3 separate regions of the Mus musculus genome follow, and regions 1 and 3 are each linked to region 2. A link is a loop called in an ENCODE intact Hi-C map of the cell type or tissue named here. Cell type or tissue: heart. All regions are shown on one strand. Each heading gives the region's core, and the rest is flanking DNA. Links, peaks and the distances in the headings are about the cores only. Region 1 overlaps Litaf (LPS-induced TN factor). Region 2 overlaps Txndc11 (thioredoxin domain containing 11). Region 3 has its middle 35 kb from the start of Gm21859.

Region 1 (8,407 bases), core at 213-8,212, 140 kb after region 2:
CTAAGATGAGACCTCATTGTGCAGATGCTGGGTATCGTTTATCTCCACTCTATCTGGTGAGGCAGGGGCTTTCATAGAATTCAGAGCTGCCAGCTGACTAGAATGGCCGGCCGTGGCCCTCTGGGCTTGCCCCTTTCTCCAGCTGCTCAGTGCTGGGTTTCCAGGTGCCTGGCCCCACACCTGCATTTTTATGTGGGTGCTGGGGATCAGAACTCAGGGCCTCATGCTTACGTGGAAAGGAACTTACAGACCAGCAGAGCCATCTGTATAGCAGCTCCTTAGTGTTTTTGCAACAGAGACTCACTGTGTAGTCCGACCTAGCTTTGAATTGTTGATCCTCTTGTCTCTACTGTCTGAGTGAGAGGTTACAGGCATGTGCTAGCATGCCTCGAAGAGTTAACTATTTAAAGCCAACAGCAGGCAGCTCTTCATAGCTTCACAGTGTTGTGTAACTGTCACCTCTGTCTCAGAGCCCCCACCTCCCTCCTGTGCCATCATCCAGTCCCTGGTCACAGTCAGGGACTGTGCTTTCCATGTCTGCCGACTTTCCTGTCTGGGCATTTGGCATCAATAGGACTGGAGGGAAGCCTTTTGTGCCTGGACTCTCTAGAGCAGAATAATTTTTAGGATCATTACAAGCTGTGGCTGGGAGCCCGGTGACCTGGTGGCCTCTTGGCCTTTGGCAGCCTTCTCTTTAGCTATAAACTGGGGCTCAGGCTGAACTCTATGAGGACAGCCAGGCTGCCTCAATCCACATGGGCCGGCTGTGGGCCCAGGCCCAGAAGAAGACTTAGCGTTTGTGGGAATAACTGACTCTCCTGGACTCTCAGGGAATTCTTGAGTTGTTGGAACAATTCCTTAGAAATAACTCTGACTGAACACGGGGTGTCTATAACCTGACATTCGCTGATCTTAAAGATCTAAAGATCACTGGGCCCGATAGTGCGGCTTCTTCCCAGGATTTTGGGGGTGTTTTCCTCCTTAGCAGCATTACCTACCTATGTTTTCTCCTTAGGAGATGAGGGGCCCCAGATCCTTTATCTTTTCATCTCTGAAGCAGGTGGAGAGGTGACAGCCCTATGAAGTTTGCATCTCCCCACCGCCAGCCAATATGGAACCCTGTTTTGGAAGGGGCAGATAATTTTTGATTAAAAGTGCTTGGTAATAAAATAGTTGAAATCTATACTTGTCAAGGAATTTTTATATCATGTATGAGTGTGTGGAAGTCTTAATTTACCATACAAAACCCTTTCTTTACTAAGAATAAGTGTTGTGTGTTAGAGTGTCAGAGAAAGCAGTGGTCTCTTGCCAGTCAAACTTGGGGTTATTGCCTACACTTATTTTCTTGTGAGTTTGGTTTGGGAGCAACCTGTGCAAATCAGGCTGCTGCTGCTGCTGCTGCTGCTGCTGCTGCCTCTCCAGGCTGGAGGAGCTTTGGTAAGGTGTGAAGAGCTCTGGAGTCCATGGATGTGGTTCTAGCCTCAGCCTCTCACCTCTGACTTGTGATGAGCAGCTCAGCCTCTCTGAGCCCATTTGTTCAGGTGTGAATTGGAATGACCGTGATCATAATGTTCTTGTCTCGGTGAGTCACATATAGAGCGAATTAGTCTACTAAGTAACGTAAGAGGCTAGAGGTGGAAACCAGGGCCTTAGCAGTCACAGCCCAAGTGCTGTCCCCCGACCTCCACCTCAATTTATTTTTTAGGTTTCTTCTTGTTGTTGAGACATGGTATCCTGGAATGCACTCTGTAGACCAGGATGGCTTTGAACTCAGAGATCCATCTGCCTCTTCCTCCCTAGTGCTAGGATTAAAGGCATGCGCCACCACTGCCCAAACCAAAACCCCATCTTAGTGTATTTGTGAATCCAGGCGTGTGGTGGGTCCGTGAGAGATGAGTACTGTAATAGATTTGGTGAAGGCAGAATATTAATGCTCAAAGTAAATGCCTAGCAAGGATCAGTTAGCAAAGTGCTTGCTGCATGAAAATGAGGGCTTAAGTTTGGATCCCCAGAGTCTGTACATGGGCACAGGCACCTGCAGGTATGAACAGATGTGCACACACACAAAATAAACAGCACTGTCCAGTGCCACCTGGCACCCCTTCTTGCTTCTTGGGCTGAGCACACAGTATTTTTAGTGGTAGACACCCAAAACGTAGGTCTGGAGGACCTGGCTGTGATAGATTGACCGAGTGACAGGGTGGAAGCAGACGCCAGCCAGCTCAGTTGTGCTTGTCCCCAGAGCAGTGGACGGGAATGCTCTGCAGTATCTGTTACCACAGGTGGGCTGTAAACTGTCCTGGGAGGGCCTGGCCTTGGCAGGGAGGGACTGGGCCAGATTCCATCAGTGAATGGTTAACTTTGTGTTGGGAGGGTTCCATCTGTGACAAGAACCCTCTCTGGCTAAGGGACATGCTGGCCTTGAGCGCGCTAGGGGAGTGACAAAGGGTGACCCTGTGAAAACAAAGTCTTAACTATTGCTATAGTGTGTGGCCCTCAAACTCACCTCTGCCCAGCAAAATCTCAGTTCTTGATTGTAGTTTCTCTTGTTAGGCAGAAATTAAGTTAAATTTAAATTAATGAATTGAGTTAAACATAATTTAATTATTCTGCCTGGGATAGATGGAGCTGTGCTAATGAAAACAAGCCCGAGAGACCTTTCTCTGTAGCAGGCTCGGGTGGAGCCTGTGTCTCCCAGACATGGTCCTGCAGGCCACAAATGGCTATCAATTTGTCCCATCCTGTCCTGTGTATCACTGAAGTTGCCATCTTCCCCAAAGCAGATCATCGAGGCCCTGCTGCAGGGGGTCTGGGATTCTGAGTGCTAGATTGATATAGGCCAGGGTTATTCTCACAGCTGGTCCACACTCTAGTTCTGTTCTTGCTTGTCTGCAGTTGGTTGCCTAACCCACAGAACCTTCCACAGCAAGCTAACACAGATCCTGGGTTCAAACATGCAAAACTTATTCAAGGCAGCCACAGCAGGGACACTGTACCAAACTTCCTAATGTTACAGCCTCATGTCATGGTGACACCTCAATCAGGAAATTATTTTTGTTGCTATGTCATAATTACAATTTTACTGTTGTTTTGGATCATACTGTAAATCTGTGTTTTCTGATGGTCTTCGGTGACCCCTGTGAAAAGGTCACTCTGCTCTCCAAAGTCACGACTCCTACAGGCTGAGAACCACTGCTCTGGCTCTCCTGAAAACAGCAGGACTTGGAGTGTTTCGGCAGCTGGTCTTGCAATCCCCCCAAGCCTCTGGGCTCCATTTCCCACCTTTAAAAAATAGGCTTGGGGGGCTGGAGAGATGGCTCAGTGATTAAGAGCACCATCTGCTCTTCCAGAGGTCCTGAATTCAATTCCCAGCAACCACATGGTGGCTCACAACCATCTGTAATGGGATCTGATGCCCTCTTCTGGTGTGTCTGAAGACAGCGATAATGTACTCACATACATTAAAATAAATACATCTTTTTTTTTTTTTTTTTTTTTAAGGCTTGGAGTTAGGTGGTGACACACTCTTTGGAGTTAGGTGGTGACACCCCTTAAGCTCATCATTTGACAGGGGGCTATGTGAGTTTCAGGCCAGCCAGTGCAACATAGTGAGGCCCTGTCTTTAAACCAACCAACAAACAAACAAACAAACAAACAAAAGATTTGAGACTGCCAGGTCCTGGTCAGTTTTTGCAAGGATTCTGAGGTCTAGGTTTGGAACTAGCTAAGGCTAGAGAAGTCTTTCTGAGATGGCGAGGACAACCACCTCTAGCTCCTTGTGTTCCCTTGGTGAATGCTGGGGTAAGATGAGTCTGGATGAACAATTGAAAGATCTTAGTGGCAAAGTTAAACAGTGGGGAGGAAGGAGAGGGACAGCTGGATACTCCTTTATTTCCTCCACAAAGCTCCCAGTAACTATGGCAACTGGATTTTGTCAGGATCACCTGACTTGACTTGTATGACCACTCAGCTGCCCAAGACCACCAAATAGATGTTACAAGGCCGGACTTTCTTCAAACAAACAAACAAACAAAAAGCTAATTAATTTTGTGAGGGATAAGGCACACTCACCTCATGGCTTGCTTTGGTATAGAGGTCAAAGGACAGCTTGCAGGAATCAGTTCTCTTTCCCTACCATGTGGGTGGAAGCTGTCTGAGCCATTTTGCTGGCCCTTGCTTTCTCTATCTCCGTGTCTCTGTCTCTGTCTCTGTCTCTCTCTTAGGAATTATAAATGTTTGTTTGTGTCTGTTGGAGCCCACAGCCTGAGAGACTGTTCATCTGCTCCAGAAGATTCGGTCAGAGCTCGTGAAGATGGCTCAGTTAGCGAGCTGTGTGTTGGGGTGGGAGGTAGGGCCTTACTCTCAGGGCCAGGACAGTGCAGGATCAAACCAGTCAGTCAGTTCTTTTGAAACTGGTATTAAAGCCAGGCCTGGTGGCACAAAGCTGTAATTCCAGCACTGGGGAGCTGAGGAGGTGGCAGGTCAGGTGTTCTAGGTCAGCCTGGTCTATACTGAAGTCTTCTCTTAAGATAAGCAAAACCTTGGGGCTGGTGAGATGGCTCAGTGGCCAAGAGCACTGACTGCTCTTCCAGAGGTCATGAGTTCAATTCCCAGCAACCACATGGTGGCTCACAGGAGGGATGTGATGCCCTCTTCAGGCAGTCAGCTATATGTGCAGCAGAGCACTTATGCATTAAATAAATACAATTTAAAAAAAAGAAGATGCCAGGCAGTGCTGGTGCATGCCTTTAATCCCAGCACTTGGGAGGCAGAGGCAGGTGGATTTCTGAGTTCAAGGCCAGCCTGGTCTACCGAGTGAATTCCAGGACAGCCAGGGCTACACAGAGAAAGAAACCCTGTCTCCACCCCCCCCCCAGAAAAAAAAAGATAATCAAACCCCCAAATGCAGGTGCTAGGGTGACTACTGTATGAAGCCATCTTAGCTGGTGCCTCTAGGCCATTTCACAACACCTTTTCTTGTCCCTCCCCTGCCAGGTGCAATTTCAGGATTCCTGAACACACCAGTTTTCTGATCTTGTAATTTTCACATGGGCCCTCAGTTTTCATAGTAAATCTAGGAAGTGTGGCTGGCTGTTCATGGAACAGGAAAGGACGGTTTGTCCTTCACATCTGCCTCTCTCATGGCGGAGGATGATTTCAGTTCCTGCTGAGCAGTAGCGGCCTTCTTCCTCTTGTCAGGAGTTTCTGCAAGCTGGGTCAGTGCTAGAAGCAGAGGGGATGGGGTAGGCTATCTCCCGGAGACATCAGCTGGTTTTGGGGGTGAGCTTTGCCTGCCTGCGGCAAATGTCTCTCTGCATTTCCTTTCCTGTCAGGAAACCCACAGTGCACCTCAAACTGTTTTTGGGTCCTGTATAATTTCTTTTGTTGGTGTGTGTGTGTATGTTTCTAGCTCTGAAGTGGGTTTTACAGCATGTTCCTGTCATCTTCTGAACCCACCCCCCTACCTCACCCCACCCCCGTTTTTAATTCTGGAGATCTTGGTGCGCCTTCTCCAGACACCTCTGCATGTGGTCGGGACTTCATTTTTTCTGCTGGGAAGGGAGCCATGTGGGTAGCTCACTTTAAGCTCTTCCATAGCTACGATTTGAAGAAGACACTGGTGGAGCCGGAGTTAATTCTATATGTAACTAGTACCTTTGAACATAGAGCCAGTGTTTAAGTAAGTGATGGGGACTGTCTTGCATCAGTTGTGTAGTAAGCTTTTAAAATCTAGGCTTTATTTTATGTAACGACCTATCTGATGTGGTATGTTAACTTTAAAGGATTTATTTATGCACTGGGAGTCGCACGCCGTAGTGTGCGTATGGGGGGAGGGGAGCTGGAGAGCAGCTTTGTGGAAGTCAGGTGTTTTTACCAAGTGGGTCTTGAGGACTGAGTTCAGGCGGTTAGTTCTGACAGGAGCACCTTTACCCACTGAGCCACCTTACTGGCTGGCTGTCTTGGCATTTCTTGATGTTGATTTACCAAGCCCCCCAACCCGTGTCCTTACTCACTTTGAAATGCTAGTCTAAATCCCCAGGGACTCCTCTCCTTGGGGTCCAGTGGAGTTTCCTTGAAGGACTCTGGCCTTCTCTCTGTAGAGGCCCACTCTTTGCTTCCCACACATTCCAGAACAGGACTGATCTCTGGGTGGAGGTACTAGGACTGCCCGGGCCTGGTACCATGGCCCACTGCCCTCAGTCCTGGCTGCCTGTGTCCTGAGACAGGCTTATATAGCTCTCTTCTAAAGCCACAGAGCCTGTTGTGCCTGCTTGGGAAATAGCCACACGAAAGCCAGCCCTGTGCCGCATGACTGCTGAGCATCAGCCATTCAGGGCACAGCCTGGATCCCGGAATATAAGTTCCAGGCAGGCAGCAGCTCTGCCAAGGGCAGAAAAACTCTATGCCTTCATGGAAGCCACTGTGTCCCTAGCTGCCCTGGGACTCCACCTTGCAAATGAGAAATTTTGTGATTGGGGTTTACTTTGGGACCTTTAAGAGACAGGCTCTTGCTGTGTATCTCAAACTGGCCAACAACGACCCTAAACTTCGGATCCTCCTGCCTGCCTCTCAACCTTGTGAGTGTTGACATTACAAATATTTGCCACCATATCCAGTTTTTGAAATGCTGGGATCAATCCAGGGCCTCACGCACACTGGCAAGTGCTCCCAGCTGAGCCACATCTCCAGCTGATATACTTCTTGTTAAGATTAAAAACATGTCTATGTGAGTTTTGCCTTCATAGATGTGTGCATCACACGTGTGCTCTACCTGCAGATGCCAAAAGAAACCTGTAGTTACAACGTAATTCTGAGCCCCATGTGGCGTGGGCCATCTGCTTTACAGGGAGGGCGGCTTAGGGCTGGGCCGGTGGTTCTGCGGTTACAAAAATACACATTTCTCCTCCAGGGACAACATGAGATTGGGTCCCATCATCCATGGCAAGTGGCTCAAAACTGTCACTATAGCTCCAGGGCATCTATGACCTCTTCTGGCACTTCATGTTCTCTCTCTCTCTCTCTCTCTCTTTCTCTGGCACTTCATGTTCTCTCTCTCTCTCTCTGCTTTTTCTCTCTCTCCCTTTCACTTACACACACACTTACTTAAAAGTAAAGATTTTAAAAGAGGTAGATTTATTGAGCATCTTGTTATGTAGGTCAGGCTGTCCTTGAACTTGTCTCTTCCACTCCAGGGCTGAGATTACAGTGTGGGGCACTGTGCCCTGAACATAGTTACTTTGTAAAAACAAAACAAAAACATAAATGGTCATGTATCAGTTGTACAAATTGAAATTTTGTATTTTTAGTATTCGATTTTTATATTCAATTTGTAAATGCAAATTGAAAAAACCCCCCATGTAACCAGCCAGCCCTATGTGACGAAAGAAAATGGCCAATCTTAAAATACCCTCTCCTACTCCTTCTAGAGCTCTCTCTCCTGGTATCTAAGGCCGGGTCTTGCTCACACCTTGCCCATATTTGACATGTAAATACTGCTGTCCTTTCTGCAGGTTAGTGAAAACCACATTGATTGAACAAGAAATGTTGGGTTCTGCTGGGTTCTGAGTGTGTGGGCTAAAGGGATAGTCTCCTCAGATGCAGCTCGTACCTCCCCCTGGGTCTCTAGGTTCCGGTTATTTGGGGCACAATAGCTTCCTTTTTTTTTTTTTTTTTTTGGTTTTTCGAGACAGGGTTTCTCTGTGTAGCCCTGGTTGTCCTGGAACTCACTCTGTACACCAGGCTGGCCTCGAACTCAGAAATCTGTTTGCCTCTGCCTCCCAAGGGCTGGGATTAAAGGCGTGCGCCACCACACCCGGCAATAGCTTACTTTTTACCTGTACTTGAAAGTCCCTTTTGAAGGTGATAATTTCCTTGACTGTTCTGTTTGGCAGATTGGAGGTTGAAAACTTGGGCCATAGGGGAAGGGTGCAGGGAATATGGCTGCCTTCTTTCTCCCCTCCCGCTTTGGTGGTGTTTATGACAGTCTTAGGAAGTCTGGGATGGTCTCTAACACTTGTTCCATAGCTGAGGATGATCTTGGTCTGCCTCCACCTCCCCAGTACTCCATCCAGCATGGGCCATTCCCCCACTTTCTGGGTCAAGAGAATTTCTTATGGGTGTCTTCTATTTTTGTTTTAGGTAAAATGTCGGCTCCAGGACCTTACCAAGCAGCTGCAGGCCCTTCAGTAGTGCCCACCGCACCCCCAACCTATGAAGAAACAGTGGGTGTCAACAGTTACTACCCAACGCCCCCAGCACCTATGCCGGGACCAGCCACAGGGCTCATTACAGGCCCAGATGGGAAGGGAATGAATCCACCTTCGTACTACACCCAGCCTGTGCCTGTCCCCAACGCCAACGCAAGTATGTCTGTTATCCAGGTTCTTGCAGCTCCTTAGTCACCGAG
Region 2 (8,407 bases), core at 238-8,237:
ACTCCTGAGAAGGCGTGAGAGGCAGCTCTGTCATTTTTCAGCTTTGGTTTTGTTGTTTATTTTGAGGCAGGGTTTAAGTCTAGCCCAGACTGGCTTCAAACTTGCTGTGTAACAAAAGATGACTTTGAATTTATGGATCCTTCTGCCTCCACCTCTGTGGTTCTGGGCTTATAGGGCAGGCATCAACACACCTAATATATGTTGGGCTGGACATTATCCCAAGGCTTCCTGAACCTTAGGCAAGCACTCTGCCAACTAAATTACATCTTTACCCCTCTGCTGCATTGATTTTTTTTTTCTTTTAAAATATATTATATTTAAAACTGGGCAGTGGTGGTCAATGCCCTTATTCCCAGTACTTGGGAGGCAGAGGCAGGTGAATCTCTTTGAGTTCAAGGCTTTCGTGGTCTACCTACTGTGTTCCAGGCCACCCTGGGGTCTCAAAAAAACCAAAACAACAAAAAAAATCCATGTGTATGGTTTTGTGTGTGTGTGTGTGTGTGTGTGTGTGAGAGAGAGAGAGAGAGAGAGAGAGAGAGAGAGAGAGAGAGACAGACAGACAGACAGACAGACAGACACAGAGAAAGAGAGGGGTGAGAGGTGGTGGTGTCAGTGTCACACAGGTAGAAACTTGCAACATGCACATATGGCTGTCCAAGGCCATCTTTGGAAATGAGTCCTCTTCCTCCATCATGAATTTAAAGGATGAAACCAAGGGCGGGAGTTTTGTGGACTAAATGCTTTCTTGAGCCTGTTGTTGGCTCATTCTGCTTCATTTCTTACAGAGGGCACATGTCATAGGTAAAGGGCTTAGCTGACTTCTCTAAATATTTGGCTAGACAATCCCTCTGGTACTCTTGCCTTCAGTGGTGTTTAAAGGTTAGAAAGAGTTTTCAGAAGGTTCACATATTTCTGGTCAAGGAAGTATTATTTTGTCTCATGTTTTTGAGATGATGGTCTGTGTTGCCCAGACTGGCTCTGAAGATCCTCCTTCCTCAGCCTCTCTAATAACTAGGACCACACAAGAAAGTAGTAACTCGGAGATGTTACAAGTCCTTTTTAGTGTCCACACTTCAGTCTTCATTCTTCTTGAGTTTCATGTGTTTAGCAAATTGTATCTTATATCTTGGGTATCCTAGGTTTGGGGCTAATATCCACTTTTCAGTGAGTACATATTGTGTGAGTTCCTTTGTGAATGTGTTACCTCACTCAGGATGATGCCCTCCAGGTCCAGGGACACTATGCCCCTCCTTAGAATTGGGAACAAAACACCCATGGAAGGAGTTACAGAGACAAAATTTGGAGCTGAGATGAAAGGATGGACCATGTAGAGACTGCCATATCCAGGGATCCACCCCATAATCAGCATCCAAACGCTGACACCATTGCATACACTAGCAAGATTTTATCGAAAGGACCCAGATGTAGCTGTCTCTTGTGAGACTATGCCGGGGCCTAGCAAACACAGAAGTGGATGCTCACAGTCAGCTAATGGATGGATCACAGGGCTCCCAATGGAGGAGCTAGAGAAAGAACCCAAGGAGCTAAAGGGATCTGCAACCCTATAGGTGGAACAACATTATGAACTAACCAGTACCCCGGAGCTCTTGACTCTAGCTGCATATGTATCAAAAGATGGCCTAGTCGGCCATCACTGGAGAGGCCCATTGGACACGCAAACTTTATATGCCCCAGTACAGGGGAACGCCAGGGCCAAAAAGGGGGAGTGGGTGGGTAGGGGAGTGGGGGTGGGTGGGTATGGGGGACTTTTGGTATAGCATTGGAAATGTAAATGAGCTAAATACCTAATAAAAAATAAAATAAAAAAAAAAACAAGTCCTTTTTATTTATTGCTTCAGTGTTGCTAGTGTATCTGTACCAAAGAGAGAAAGGTGTACAAATTCTTGGTGTTTTCTCTTGCATCCTTAGTATTTGCATTTCAGTGATACCGTCTAAGTGTTGGCATGGCCCTCCTGTGTGGTTCACCAGTGTGGAACCCACTTATGTAGAGTGATGTACCTCAGTAATTTAGTCTTCTTTGAAGCAGTAAACAAATGAGTGTTAGCCAGAGGGGACTTGAATTTTAAAGACTTCTGTTGTCTTGAACATAACCTGCTTTCTCCTAGAAGCTATGAATGACATTTGTGTGTTTGTGACATCTTTGTTAGACTTTTAAAAAAAATTATGTGTATGAGTGTTTTGCCTTCATGAATATCTGTGTACCATGTACATGCAATTCTTGTGCATGCCAGAGAAGGTGTTGGTCTCACAGGGCTGGAAATATAGGTGGTTGTGAGCTACCATGTTGTAAATCAAACCTGGGTTCTCAGATTTGTCATAGTGGCAGCTTTATTGATTTGCTATGACCACTGTAGGTGTATTTGTAACATAGGTCCTCTGTACAAATCAAGAAGCCAGGTAAGCCAGGAGTGGTGGTGCATGCCTTCTGTCTCCCAAGTGCTGAGATTAAAAGGCATGCCAGGCAATATTTAGTTTCTTTATGGCACTTAAAATCCCTTTCCTTCCTTTCTCCCTCCCTCCCTCCCTCCCTCCCTCCCTCCCTCCCTCCCTTCTTCTCTTCTTCTCTTCTTCCCTTCCTCCCTTCCTCCCTTCCATCCTTCTTTTTTTTTATGACAAAGATTCAGAAGGTGTTGGCTTTTTAATTTGGCTATAATTTTATTTGTTTTTATGAAAGACAAAAGACAAGGCCATGGCTATCAGTGCATATTAAAGCAACAGTTTGCTATTTCTGGTTACTGAGTCAGGATTTATTATGCAGAATGGGAGTGACCTATGTATGATAATCACAAAACTGAGATTGTAGGATCTTAGAATTTTCTTCCTAGATATGCACTAGCATAATGCTAACTTGAACCTCATGTGTGTAGCTAGGAACTGCAGTGAACTTTCCCAGGGGCACAATAGAGGAAGATGAGAGCTTCAAGTAAGTCATGTCCATACAAGCATATTAGACTGTGCTTCTTCCAGTTCCTCCTGCTGTAGCTCAGACAGCTCTTCTTGCCGACTTGTTTATAGACAGGCAGATGTGGTCAGACAGAATGTGGGTCCTAGTTATTTTAATGGTCTTGAAGTTGATTGAAAAAGGAGTAAGACAGTAAGTAAGATGAAATTTCCACAGGTTTTATGTCTTCTAATTTTAATGGGGTTTTGTTGTTGGTTTTGTTTTGATTTTTTTTTTAAGGTATTGTCTCTTCGGTGTTGGTAGCTTCCCTATCAAATGCTTTATTTTTAAATCACATCTGATTTAAATCATCTGATTTTTACCTTGCAACCTACCTACCAAATGCCAATAAATAGTACTGTTATTTAGAACTTTTATCTTATATTTGTGCCAAAATAGTTCCTAAACCTTTTTGTGAATTTCTGTAATTTACTTAAGATGAATTATTTAGCACATATCTATTAATTTAGTCTTATGATAAACTAAGTTGTTTTAAAATTAAGCAGGATGTAAAAAGGCCTAGGAATCTTGGAGGGAGCGGGTTAAGTAGGGTGTTGATAAATTGTTAGGTGAGAGAAAACCTGAGATTTTTGCCGGAAAAACTTCAATGCCCAGCTTCTAATATCATAGTGCTTTTATTCACAAGTCTGTCTGAGTGTTGAGCAAGTATGCAGCATTTCTGTCAGTTCATAGTTTATACTGCTGTGACTAAGAAGGCTTTATTATGAGTTAAAATCAAGGCAGAATGGTTTTAAGTGCCGGTAAGTAAACGTGCATGAAGGGGGCTGGAGAGATGGCCAAGAGGGTAAAAGCACAGGCTGCTCTTCAGAGTGCTCTGGTTCCATTCTCTGTGTCCAGCTGGTGATTCTCAACTGTTGGTACCTCCAGTTCCAGGGCATCTGATCCCTTCAGGCACCAGGCATACATGTAGTTCACATGCATGCATATAGGCACTCACAGACATATATGTCAGAAAAGAAAATTGTGGAAAAAGGGGGGAAATCTTTAAAGAAACACATCAAGGTAATTGCTAATTAGGCCACTAGAGGGTGTGTGCTATCTGCCAAAATCTACTCTAGTTGAAAATGGTGCCTGCATCCCTAACAGCTGTGTTGCAGGAGGTATGAGGATTTGCTGACCTAAACAGCTACTAAGAGTCTACATCGTGGCCAGGGGTGGTGGCGCACACAAGAAGAACAAAGACCAAAGTGTGGACACTTTGCCCCTTCTTAGAATTAGGAACAAAACACCCATGGAAGGAGTTACAGAGACAAAGTTGGAGCTGAGACGAAAGGATGGACCATCTAGAGACTGCCATATCTGGGGATCCATCCCATAATCAGCCTCCAAACGCTGACACCATTGCATACACTAGCAAGCGTTTGCTGAAAGGACCCTGATATAGCTGTCTCTTGTGAGACTATGCCGGGGCCTGGCAAACACAGAAGTGGATGCTCACAGTCAGCTATTGGATGGATCACAGGGCCCCCAATGGAGGAGGTAGAGAAAGTAACCAAGGAGCTAAATGGATCTGCAACCCTATAGGTGGAACAACAATATGAGCTAACCAGTACCCCCCGGAGCTCATGTCTCTAGCTGCATATGTATCAGAAGATGGCCTAGTTGGCCATCAGTGGAAAGAGAGGCCCATTGGTCGTGCAAACTTTATCTGCCTCAGTACAGGGGAACGCCAGGGCCAAGAAGTGGGAGTGGGTGGGTGGGGGAGCGTGTGGGGGACTTTTGGGATAGCATTGGAAATGTAAATGAAATAAATACCTAATTAAAAAAAAAGAAAAAAAAAGAAATATGTGTAGCTAATTTATGTTATTTTTTAAATAATGACATAGCTTCTGTTGAAGAGACATTGCAAGTTTGGTGAACTGTAGATTTTGCTTTACCTACAGCATGACCAGAGTTGTTTCATTATTTTGAAGTATTAATATTAGGTTATGTTATCAAGCATACCAGTTCTCACAACTCAGTACAGACTGCCACAGAATTGTATCTTAGCTAGCACTTAGGATAGACTATACCTGTTACAATTTATTTTAAATTTTTTTATTTTTAGTTATGTGCATTTGGAATGGCATACACACATAAATACAGGTGCTTTCAGAGGCCAGAAGAAGGTGTTGGAGGCCCTGGAGCCTGAGTTACAGGCAGTTGTAAAGTGCCCAGCGTGGGTGCTGGGAACTGAGCTCAGTTCCACTGCAAGAACAGTGTATTCTCTTAACTGCTGAGCTGACTTTGCCATCTCACAGGTTGTGTTTTAAATAGGTAGTATTTTAGAGTTTATTCAACTTTTAATCACCTCATACAGTGTGAAGCTTCAGTTCTTCATTGCTTTGACAGTGAAGAATGAAATGATTTTTGCTGTGTTCGCCATTGTAGTGTTTGGTGAGTTTCCTTGCTCAGACTACTTACTCGACAGTTTCAATGTCAGTTCCTCTGAAGACAGAGGTTCCTTCATCCAGACAGTATGTGCTGCAGCAGTAGAACTGGGAGTGTAGACATGAGTTAGAGGGTTTGCCTACTACACACAAAAGCCCTGGCTTTGATCCCACCACTGTCAAAAACTAAAACTTGCTGCAGTGAGAATAAACTTTATACGTACATGCTTTCAAAGGGCACTGCAAATAGTCCAGGAGTTTTTCATTTTCAAAGATTTAGTGTGGAAGCTGGTAAAGACTGTTCAGTGGGTAAAGGCACTTGTCCCCAAGCCTGACAATCTGAATTTGATCTGTGCTCATATATCAGAGAGAACTGACTCCTCTCTAAGTATTGTCTTCTGACCCCAAATGTCACCACAGCATGTAGACACTCACTCATATGTAATCAATAATTGCCATTAGAAAGAAAAGATTTAGTTGAGATTTCCCTTGAATCAGAGCTTGTATTCTGCATATGTTCATTTTATACATATGTAATTGCATGCACTCATGGATATAGATAACATACCTATGTCATAATACACAACCATTTCCATGAACCTCTCTAAGGTAATGTGATGTGGGAGGAGAGATAAAATTCACATGGAACATTTACTTATTAATATTTGGAACTATTTTACTCCATTGGCTTTGGCTTAGGAGAGTGATCAGAAATTAAAGAAGTTTAAATGAGTCGTTGTAATAGTTTTTATTTTTGGACAGCATTAACAGTTCCTAGAATTTCTGAAAGGTTGTCTTATGTTCATGATAGGAAAGCTTATTCTGTTGTGGAATGGCTGGAAATCCTTAAGAAGGTAAATGTGCTCTGGTGTAACTCTATTATAGGCTGGCTTGTTTAAGGAGTTCTGAAGGAGTAGGACAAAAACAAAAACAAAAACAAACCATTAGTTGCCAGTGTTTGCTTTTGTACTGGGGCTGGTGTTGCATGGGAGAGTGTGTCCTTACCCATGTAGGAGGTGCTGGGTTCCATCTCCAGTACTGCAAATGACATGAAACAACAGCTTCCTTATTTCTTCAGTTTGAGAATAGGCTATTTGCTAGATTTTTTTCTGGATGTTAGGATTAAACATTTCATCTTAGGGTTTGGTTTTGTTTTCCAGAGGAAGACTAGTTGACTTAATTGAATCTAGAGAGTTAACCAAATAGTTTAGCTTGAAAAGAAGAATCTTCAGTATAGACCAGAAACGTCCTCTTTCGTGCAGCATACTATTGGGAGGGATGTTGGGGGACCCGGTGGATTTTCTGTTGTCTGAAACAGTTTCCTGCAAGCCAGGCTGGCCTCAAACTCATACATAATAACTTGGAACTGGGGCTGGAGAGATGGCTCAGAGGCTAAGAGCACTGACTGCTCTTCCAGAGGTTCTGAGTTCAATTCCTAGCAACCACATGGTGGCTCACTGACCCATGCTACCATCTCGCCAGTAAAACGCACGCAGGCCACTCGGATCCTTCTGCAGTACAGCTTTAATACATCTCGAGAGATAGATGATCAGCTTCAGGAGAGGAGACCCAGAGAGCAGAAACCCTTCCCTTTTATAGGCTGCGAAAAAAACGGTTGGAGATGTGCACCACTGGGATTGGCTGCCCACTATCAGTCAGTTAACGCCACGAGAAAGGCAGGGCTCGGGTAATGGAACGATACCCTGACGCCTGCGCACATTTTACTACGAGCAAGGGATGTCAGCGCCATCTTGTAACAGCGACTGTGAGGGCGGCTACTCACATCTCCCCCTTTTCTTTTATTTTAGAAGCAACAGGCCACCCAGTACTGAGAGTGGAGATAGAGGTCAAATCCCCAGTGTGCAAGCATAGGGGCCTTACACAAAACCTCCTCCCAGGCTCGTCACCCGGAGGGGTTTTGGTCCGCTCCCGTGTCGTTTTTCCTGGGGGAAGGACACTTGGACACTCAACCTTCGTCAGCGCCATCTAGGCGACTGTGAGGGTGGCTCCTCACAGCTCACAACCATCTGTAATGAGATCCAATACCCTCTTCTGGTGTGTCTGAAGATTGACAATGTACTCATTCATATACATAAAATAAATAAATCTTTTTTTAAAACGGCAATGTGGAACTCTTTATCTCTTGTTTTTACCACCATGCTGGGCCTTTTCTTTGCTTATTAATTTTATTTTTACTCTTTTTTATTTTTTTGTGAGAAGGTCTCACTGTGTAACCCTGGCTGGTCTTCAAACTCACTATGTAGAACAGGCTGGCATACTGTCTGCCTTCTGAAGGCTGGAATTATGGGCTTGAGCCACCATGACTGGTTATCATTGGTTTTAAATATTATCAACATATGAAATTTCTGTGTCAAATTTTTGAATCCATTTTTCCCTAAGTATCTGTCTTTCTAGTTACCTATAAGAGCATGGTGCTGAGGGCACCAGAGCTAAAGGGCTCATCTGTATCAGACTAATGCCTATAAGTAAGCTTTTCCTTCACTGTTACCATGTGAAGAATTAGCACTGCTTCCAGTAAGAAACCATTGCTTGCATGATCACCACAAGGCCATATATTTAGCTCCTGGAGCCTGGGCTTGAGCTTAAGTCTTCTGACTATAGCTCTATCATTCATCCCTCAAGGATCTCTAACTGCTAGGGTCTTTAGGCAGATGTGATTGTCACAGAACCAAACCAGACAGGGGTGCTGTGACACCTCAAAGACAGCAAGCAAAGCAGATGTATGGTAGGGAACAGCTAATTGTTTTGGCATATGGAAGGGCTATTCTGTGCTAAGCTTACAGGAGTAGATTAAGCAGATGGATTGAGTTTGAGGATAGTGGAGGAGGGCCAGAGTTTCTTTGTAGCTAACCTGACCAGAGAAGGCCTTGCCATTCAGTGGTATTGGATGTGGAGAAAAAGAAGGGACCAGGTTACAGGTGAGGCCAAATATAACCTGATTTCTACCAAAGGGAGAAAGTGATTTTAGAGAGGAAGTGACTGATAGTGAAACCCAAGAAAGATACAAATACAATGATGTTACTGGTCTAATATA
Region 3 (8,407 bases), core at 355-8,354, 160 kb after region 2:
TGAGGTTAATGTGTGTTGTAACTTGAACATTGCTTTCTTCCTTTTCACTGCTGTGTAGTATTCCACAGTCTGAGTGAGCCTTATCTATCACTCGTGTGTTAGTGGCAGTCTCTTTATCTTTGACAGGCTTGTGCTTTTTAGGACCTGCTGCTCTCTGTATGTGCTGCCCAGAAGGAAACGAATATGCACATTCCATTTGCTGGTAAATGATGGCTTCACAGTATTTTGTTTGTTTTGAGAGGGTCTCGCGTAGCCCCAGCTGTCCTCAGATTCACTACATCTCAGGATAACATAAGCCTCCACCTCCCCGCTGCTGTCATTACAGACATGCTCACTAGCCTTTATCTAGTGCTGGGCACAGAACCCAGAACTTCACGCACGCTAGGCAAGCAGCATCGACTACACCTGATCCGACATAGCTTAGTGCCCTTCTTATATTCTTTTGAAATTCTGGGTGATGGTGGGTGGGCGGGCGCATTTGCAGATGGAAATTATCATTAACAAGCTGATCAAGTGGGGCTTGGTGAGGCACACCTATCATTCCTGAACATCAGAGGTGGAGGCAGAAAGATCAGGATTTTCAGGCTAGCCTGACCTGTAGTGAGACCCCCCATCTCAAAACCAAAAGAGAGCCCTCCAAAATAAATGAGCTTGCCAAACTACCCAGTGTGGCTGTGCCGACACATGTGCTGTACACACGCCCATCCAGGGACCTGGTGGGAGCCCCGACCGGAGTGTTCTGGTCCAGAGCCCACTCCTGGGGAAGGACAGTGGGGCTTTGGATAGAAACCATGTGCTGCTTTCTGAGCTTGAGTACACAGTGCCAGTGGCTTCTTGAGGTCAGAGTGCATAGCCTGGGACAGTGAAAGACAGCCAAGGATCAGGCTGGCAGTTCAAGCTCTTTTGAAAGACTTAGCATTAGGAAGGAAACAGGAGTCTTAAGCAGCGCATCCTCTTCATGTATGTGCCCCTGCGGAGAACTTTTTATGGGAGGAAGGAGGAGGGATTTTTCTATGCCTTTCTCCTGGCTTGCATTCAGCACTTGGTGACTGTCCATGCCTAGACCCCCTCCCCATGTAACATGGAGAGCCCGCAACACCAGGAGTACTGGGCACCTGGAAGTGTCCCATAGAGACGGAAGAGGAGGCGGAGCTTCTCCAGCCCACCTTGCAGTGAGGAGTCATGGGCTGTGAGTTTGCCTTCCTGCCTGCTGCCGTCTCTCAGCTGGCCTGAGGCCTTGGTTCCAGCAGGATCAGGAACCTGACCTCTGATTGGGAAAGTCTATCAGCTGGCAATGAGTAAGGGTTCACTGGTATGTTTGTGGGTGTCAGCCTGTCATTAAGAGTTTTCCCAGCACCCCACATCAGAGCAGTAGTTAGGACAGTGTGGGCTGGCTACACACTGCAGCTGTTTGGCAAGTCTCCTTACTTAATTAACAGAGGTAAATACTGCAATGCTCAGAGTTAAGTTACTGATACATGTCCAGGTGAGCCCTCCCTTCCTGAGATTGTGGACTATGATGTCAATCCTTAGACCTTGCACCTTTTTATTGTTGTATAGTATTCCACTTCATGGATTACCCAACCTGTCTATCTAGGTTCTTTTTGAGGGCTGTTTGTGTTGTTTCTAACTCTGAGTAAAAAAAAAAGCAGCTGTGGACATCCATACAGAATGAAGTTGTGTGTCTTCCCCCCCGCCCCCGTTCATTTATTGGGTGTGTGACTGTGTAGGCGCACATGTACCATGGTGTACATATAGAGGCTTAGACAGAGTACGAGCCACTTCTTTCCTTCCATCGTGTGGGTCCTGCGGACTGAACTCAGGTCATCAGGTTTGGTGGCAAGCACCTTTACAAGCTGGGTCATTTGGCTGGCCCCTTGTGTGCTTTCTCCTCTTGTGGGTAAATGCTTACAAGTGACATGCTGGTACCTAAGATAGTTGTATGCCTGTAGAGGAGCACATAGTTGCTTGCTATGAGTTGTATTGCTTTTGTGTAAATCTCTGCCCTCTCCTGTGAGCAGGGTGCTTGCTGGTCTACTGTGTCTGCTGACTGCACCATCTGTCTCCAGAGTCTGGGCCATGCTAGGCTCCTCACGTGACAGCTCCTGCTTCTGACTCCTCTCTGGCCTTTGTTCTCCATTGAACACAGGGAGGAAACACTTCGCTTATCATTTTCAGCCCTTTGGTTTTTGCCTGTGAATGAATAAACACAAAGAGATCATGAAACTTGTTTTTGACAGGCAGTGACTGTGCACACCTTTAATCCCAGTACTTGGGAGGCAGAGGCAAAGGCATCTCTGTGGGTTTGGGGCCAGTCTGGTTTACAGAGTCAGCCCTAGGACAGCAGGGCTGTGTTGTAGAGAAACCCTGTCTCAAAAAGAAAAGGAGAGAAAAGAAAAGAAAAGGAAAGAGAAAGAGGAAAAAAAAAAGAAAGAAAGGAAGAAAGAAAGCAGGTTTTCAAAGGTCATACAGTTCATTGAACAGTCAATGGAAAAGGGACAGAGCCTTCCTGCTCCTTTCTTCCCAAAGATAACAGACAAGCAGCATTTCATAAGGCAGGCCCACCAGGCTCCCGCAGCTCGAGGGCCCTCTGCTGGTGACCTTTCCCATGGGATGTCCCTGGCTCTGCACAGGAATGCTGGGGACCTGACTCAGTGGGCAGGGTGTTGCCTAGTGGGAGGGAGTCGTTGAGCTTAATTCCCAGCACTATCTGAGCAGTTCACCTAGCACTTGGGGCATGGAGGGCAGGAGGATCAGACTTTCTGGGTCAGCCTGGGCTACATAACACACACACACACACACACACACACACACACAACCCACCTCTTGTTTTTGCTTTTCTGAGACACAGAAAATATCTCCAGGGAAATTTTGATCCTCCTGCCTCAGCCTCTTGAGTCTGAGATAGTAGGCTTGCACCATCATGTTCAGAAGCAACCTTCTTGTGAGCCACTTGAGCCACTGGTGGGTCCAAGACTCCTAGCAGCTGGAGCTCCATGGTGTGGGCTGTGGAGTGTGGGCAGGCTGAAGGCATGAAACAGAAGGACGGGACACCCCTGGCTTTCTTTCATTTTTTTTTCTATAAACCTAAAATTGTGAACAAGGATATGGTCTTGGGAAAAAGTGAAAATCAAAACATAATAGCAAAGCTGGGGGTGGGAGCAGGTGGTGGGGAGATGGCTCACAGTCAGAAGCGCTCACTGCCCTTACAGAGGGGCAGGGTGTGGTTCCCAGCACCAACTCTGGGTGGCTCACAATTGCCCAAAACTACAGCTCCAGGAGATTTGGCACTAATTTCTGTGCTCTGCAGGTACCCACACATGTATTGTACATATGTGTATTTGGCTGTTTCACATAAGTGTACTCAGGAACATACACATACAAAATAGCAATCTTTAAAAAGAAACACAAAAATAAAATCAGTGTGAAACAGTATCAAACAAGAAACAAGTGCTATAGGTGTGCAGTGAGCACTTAGCTCACACGGGCAAGGCCCTGGCTTCTGTCTCCAGAACAGAGAAAATAAATTCTTAGAAGGATGTAGGCTTCTGACCCAATAGTCCCGGCCTATGTGCAGTAGGCCTGGCTCATGCTCTGGTCATTGTGCAGTGAGAGGAAGTGACGTCACGTTAGCGCCAGGAGTGTAGGCGTGGGAATAGGAAGTGGGGGCAGGGTCTGCATCAGGTGCTTGTCTGCATGAATGCTGTCCCTTATCCTGGCTCCATGGCCAGCTGACCAAGGTTTGGCCCTGTAATACTATAAACGTGAAGCGATGAGGCCGGGTGTGGAGCTCCTTTCTTGTTCTGGAATGACTGCAGAACCATGAGCTACCAATGGCTGGGAGGACGGGAGGAGGGGCCACCCTGGTGATTCTGTTGCTGCGGTGGGGCGTAGGCACCGGTTTGTAGAATGCCCACTCTGTCAACATTTCTGTGTTGCCTGGAGCCCACACAGCAGAGATGGTAGGCTTTGGCTCACTCTCCTGACTCTGGATGGGGAGAATCCAGACTATAGGCTGAGATAGACTCTCCCAGGGGAGAAGGTGGAGATGGGCCGAGGAAAGCCACCAGGGTTAAAAGAGCAAGGCCTCTTCAGCTAGAGTAGATTAAAACCCTCAGAAGCTGTGTGAGGTTGGGGGAGTGACTTACCTACTCTCTCTGAGGCCTGCTCCACCTGGGGGGGGGGGCATGGCTGAGGCACTGATGGAATTGCTCCATGTGAGGGTTTTATCAGTGCTAGCTACAGCTTCCTGGGGACAGTGTTCTTATTATTACTGTTAGGATCTGTTCTTGGAGGCCACAAGAAACTGCCCGGCACTCCCTGGCCAGCACTGTTTCAGTGTGCATGTCACCTGTAGGTGCATTTTGTGTCCCCACTAGGCATGCCACCCTTCAGACAACCTTCTGGGACTCAGCTTTCTACCTCTCCCTGAAGTCACCATGGCAAGCACCATAGGCCCCAGAAGCTGTGATTTCAGCCTTGTGGATCAGGGCTCTGGACAGTAACAATGTTTGGGATGGGAACACCACCTGTTTGAAAAGGAAGGCATATACAAAAGACCATATGCCACACTGCTTGTGTGAAATATCCAAAGGACACACCCATAAAAATAAAAATGGTGGCCAGGGCCAGAGGCCAGAGGCTCTGGATTAAAGATCTTAAGGTTTCCTTTCAAAGCAATTTAAACCTGCCTGTGTGATAGATGCACAAGGCTGTGGCAATGCTGAAGTATTGTGCACTGCATTTCTCTGTGTGTGTATGTCTGTGTGTGCATGCACACGTGCACATATGGACTTATGTCCTTATATCTGGCTCTTTTTACATTTTTATTTGTGTGTGTGTGTGTGTGTGTGTGTGTGTGTGTGTGTGTGTGTACATGACCACAGTGGCCAGAAGAGGGCTTTGATCTCCTGAAGCTAGAGTTACAGGCAATTGTGATCTGCCCAACATGGTGCAGGAATCTGGACTCTTCCCAGACCCCTTAGCTTATGAAACTGAGTTTCTTATTAAATCTGAAATTCACTACTTTGGGCTAGCCCATAGACTAGCCAGCCCGATCTGGGCTCCCCCTCCCCAGTGCTATGGTTGTAGGTGTGAGCCACATGTCTGGCTTTCATGTGGCTGGGAGTTGAACTTAGGTCCTGTCTTAGTCAGGGTTTCTATTCCTGCACAAACATCATGACCAAGGCAAGTCTTATAAAAACAACATTTCATTGGGGCTGGCTTACAGGTTCAGAGGTTCAGTCCATTATCATCAAGGTGGGAGCATGGCACAAGCAGAGCTGAGAGTTCTACTACTTCATCCAAAGGCTGCAGGTGGAAGACTGACTTCCAGGCACCTAGGGTGAGAGTATTAAGCCCACACCCACAGTGACACACCTACTCCAACCAGGTCACACCTATTCCAACAAGGCCACACCTCCAAATGGTGACACTCCCTGGTGCAAGAATATACAAGCCATCACAGCCCTCAAGCTTACCCACTTTACCCATCCACAAGCACCCACTGAGCCACTGCTCCAGCCTTGAGCTTCCCACCTTGAATGGTGGAGCTGCACTGTAGATTTCCTACCTCAACCAAGTGCTTCATGAAGACTTCGTTTGCCATGGGAGCTTTGGGACCTGGAGATCAGCAAAAAAAGGCCCATGGAGGGAAACTGAGACCAGTTTGGGGAGTACAAGGTAGATGTGATCAGTTCAGCTTTTCCCATCCTCTGGGAAAGCCCTGAGCCCCAGCACTGTGACACCACTGTCCCCAAGGCCTCATAGATCTGCCCTCATGGTCACCCTGTTGCCTCCAGCACAGGTACAGCTAAGCCAAGCGTCTGACCACAGGCCTAGCAGGTGGTGGCTCAGTAGCTTAGATGTCCTTAAGGCTACTTAATTACATGCATGAAGACAGGCATTTTTTATGTCTTATATGTTAGATTACAAAACAAACAAGCAAAATCCGCAGGGCCAGTAAGATAACTCAGTCAATAATGGAGCTTAGTGCAGAGCCTGAGCACAGTCCCCAAACTCCATCTGGCAGAACTGACTCCTGCAAAGTTGTCCTCTAACTTCCACACACATGCTGTGAAATACATGTACACACATACACACACGCATGCGCGCACACACAGACACACACACACACACACAGATGCACACAGACGCGCGCACACACAGACAGACACAGACACACTGACAGGCACACAGACACACAGACACACACACATTAAAACAGCACAGCTACAAGGTGTGAACTGCCCTGAGACCTCACTAGTTCCTAGGAGATGAGAGCCTTTGCTTCCCACAAAACAGAGCTTTTCCCCCAGTGATCTCAACCCCCCTCCTATGCCTTCCCAGGGAGCTGGTGGTATCACCACAGGCTTCTGATTGGCTGGTTTATGCCCCACCACCCCACTCCCTCTCTTTTGGTCAGGAGAAAGCAGAGCCAACTCCTCTAGGGAGTGAGCTGTGGTTTGTGGGCTCCCTGTGGAGGATGCTGCCACTGGTACGGGGGTGGGGTGTCCTGGTGCTGTTCCTGCTCTGGGCACAGGCAGGAGTGACCTTGGGCAGTAAGTAAATCTGCTGCTTTCTAAGTGGCTTGGTGAGAGCAGCCGCCCTGACCCACCCTGACCTGAAAGAGTCAGGCTCCCTCCCGGGTGTCCCTTTGTCCCTCTGACTATTTTATTTTGCTGGGAAGAGCAGAGCTAAACTTACAGGTGTACCCTCCCACCCCCTCCTCCCATCTTTTCCCTTCCCAAAGCAGGTAAGGTGGGGCCTACAGAAGTTGCTGGGGGAGGGACTAGGAGACTAGCGTGGAGAGGTCTTGTAGAAACTCTCTCAAGCTCAGGTGAAGTTCTGCAGGATGCTGAGATGGGCTTGCATGTGTGTGTTTCTCAACTGTGGAATGTTAACTTTCCCAATTTAACATTTTTAAAATGTGAAAACAGGAAGAATTAATTTTCATAAGTTTTTTAAACCCAAGATTGTCAAGATAAATATTAGAAAGCATCAAATGTCTTTGTGTCTCCATCCTTTGAAATCTAGTATACATTTTCTATTTGGTGATTTTTTTTCAACTTTTGGTTTTTTGAGACAAGGTGTCATATAGCCCAGTGTGTAGTCAGGTTCCACAGCCTGACCTTCCACCTCCTGTGTGCTGAGATTACAGGTGTACGCCTCCATACCTTTCTAGCCTTTTCAACTGGGACACTAAAGTTCTTTGAAAAGATGTGATGTCTTTAGATGGGGTGGAGGCAGGCACTGTGGTTTCCAGCATGTTCTACAATGCTTTCGTATCCAAGGTAAATGTCAGATTTTTGTTTCAATTACTTAAATTTCTCATACACCAGTGAGGGTTCGAGCGTGCAGGGGTGACAAATCAGTGGGGCGAGGGATGCTGACCATCTCCATTGGTGGCTTCCTTCTCTGAGAATCCATGAACCCTTGTTAGCTGGCTTCATGAATAAAGAGTGGTGGAACCATGTGACCATGGAAACGCAAGGCCTTTCCCTTCAGGGCTGCAGAACATACAAGGACCATTTCAGTCCTCTTCTCAGAAGTGAGTGTGAACCAGACATGCTGAAGCACACCCATTGATGCTTGAGGACTACAAGTTTCAGGCCAGCCTGGGCTACATAGGAAGACCCTGTTCCAAATAAGTAAATGGGGCCAGTGAGCTGGCTTAGAGGGAAGGCTCTCGCCATCAAGCCAGAGGGTCTGAGTTTGATCCAGGACATACATGGTACATGGGAGAATTGCTTCTGGCTAGTTGTCCTCTGGCCTCTACATATGTTGTAGTGTAGGTGCCTGCGTACACAAGTGTGCATGCTCACACACACACACACACACACACACACACACAAGCACACACATGAGCATACTTGTGTACAAACACACACACATGCACACATATGTACACATGTATATAGACACGTACACATGAGTACATGCAATCCCATGTACACACATATACAGACACAGACAGAAACACATACACATATATATGCATGCACATATACATGCATGCATATACACACATATGCACACATGCACACACACATGAATAAAAATGTAAAATAAATAAGATGCAGAACCCAGGTCTGTGTGTACCCTCACCTTTTCAGTTACTTTTCATGGATTTGTTACCAAATGAATTTTGTTCCTTGAAACTTTTTTGTGAAATGACAATGTGGTTGTTTGTTTGGTTGTTTGTTTGTTGTCTTCCCCCCGCCCCCTGAGTTGAGGACTGAACCCAAGGCCTTGCGCTTGCTAGGCAAGCACTCTACTACTGAGCTAAATCCCCAATCCCTGTTTGCTTGTTTTTTAAGTGCCTGAGAAATGGGAAGGATTCTTAGAACATGTGTTCTCAGGCTGGCTTTGTAGGGAAACAAACGGACACGCTGTCTGTCCGTCATGT

Evidence for each region. Hi-C counts contacts between places; a loop is a spot of excess contacts. Peaks named below come from ENCODE experiments on the same cell type or tissue, not always from the same donor. Only the 100,000 strongest peaks of a DNase experiment are listed, where the experiment ranks them.
Region 1: it touches region 2 in a loop (1.9-fold over the local background); 3 of 42 quality-filtered maps call a loop at or near these places.
Region 3: a loop joins it to region 2, with 2.0 times the contacts of the local background. A loop is called at or near these places in 3 of 42 quality-filtered maps.

What each region holds. Positions count from the first base shown.
Region 1 is chr16:10,966,382-10,974,788 of GRCm38, reverse strand. It overlaps Litaf (LPS-induced TN factor), which reads left to right. Exons shown (of 4, transcript NM_019980.2): 2 at 8,140-8,364. The coding sequence starts at 8,145. Among named protein-coding and RNA genes, the nearest start is that of Litaf, 23 kb to the left of the region's middle. In heart, for the core only: a CTCF peak has its summit at 4,657 (motif pointing left); DNase peaks (open chromatin) are centred at 658 and 5,188; H3K27ac peaks cover 663 bases.
Region 2 is chr16:11,105,025-11,113,431 of GRCm38, reverse strand. All of the region lies in intron 4 of Txndc11 (thioredoxin domain containing 11), which reads left to right. Among named protein-coding and RNA genes, the nearest start is that of Txndc11, 25 kb to the left of the region's middle. In heart, for the core only: a CTCF peak has its summit at 3,991 (motif pointing right); no DNase peak of the experiment used is centred there.
Region 3 is chr16:10,945,968-10,954,374 of GRCm38, reverse strand. No RefSeq gene overlaps it. Among named protein-coding and RNA genes, the nearest start is that of Gm21859, 35 kb to the right of the region's middle. In heart, for the core only: a CTCF peak has its summit at 2,588 (motif pointing left); DNase peaks (open chromatin) are centred at 2,604 and 3,654; H3K27ac peaks cover 467 bases.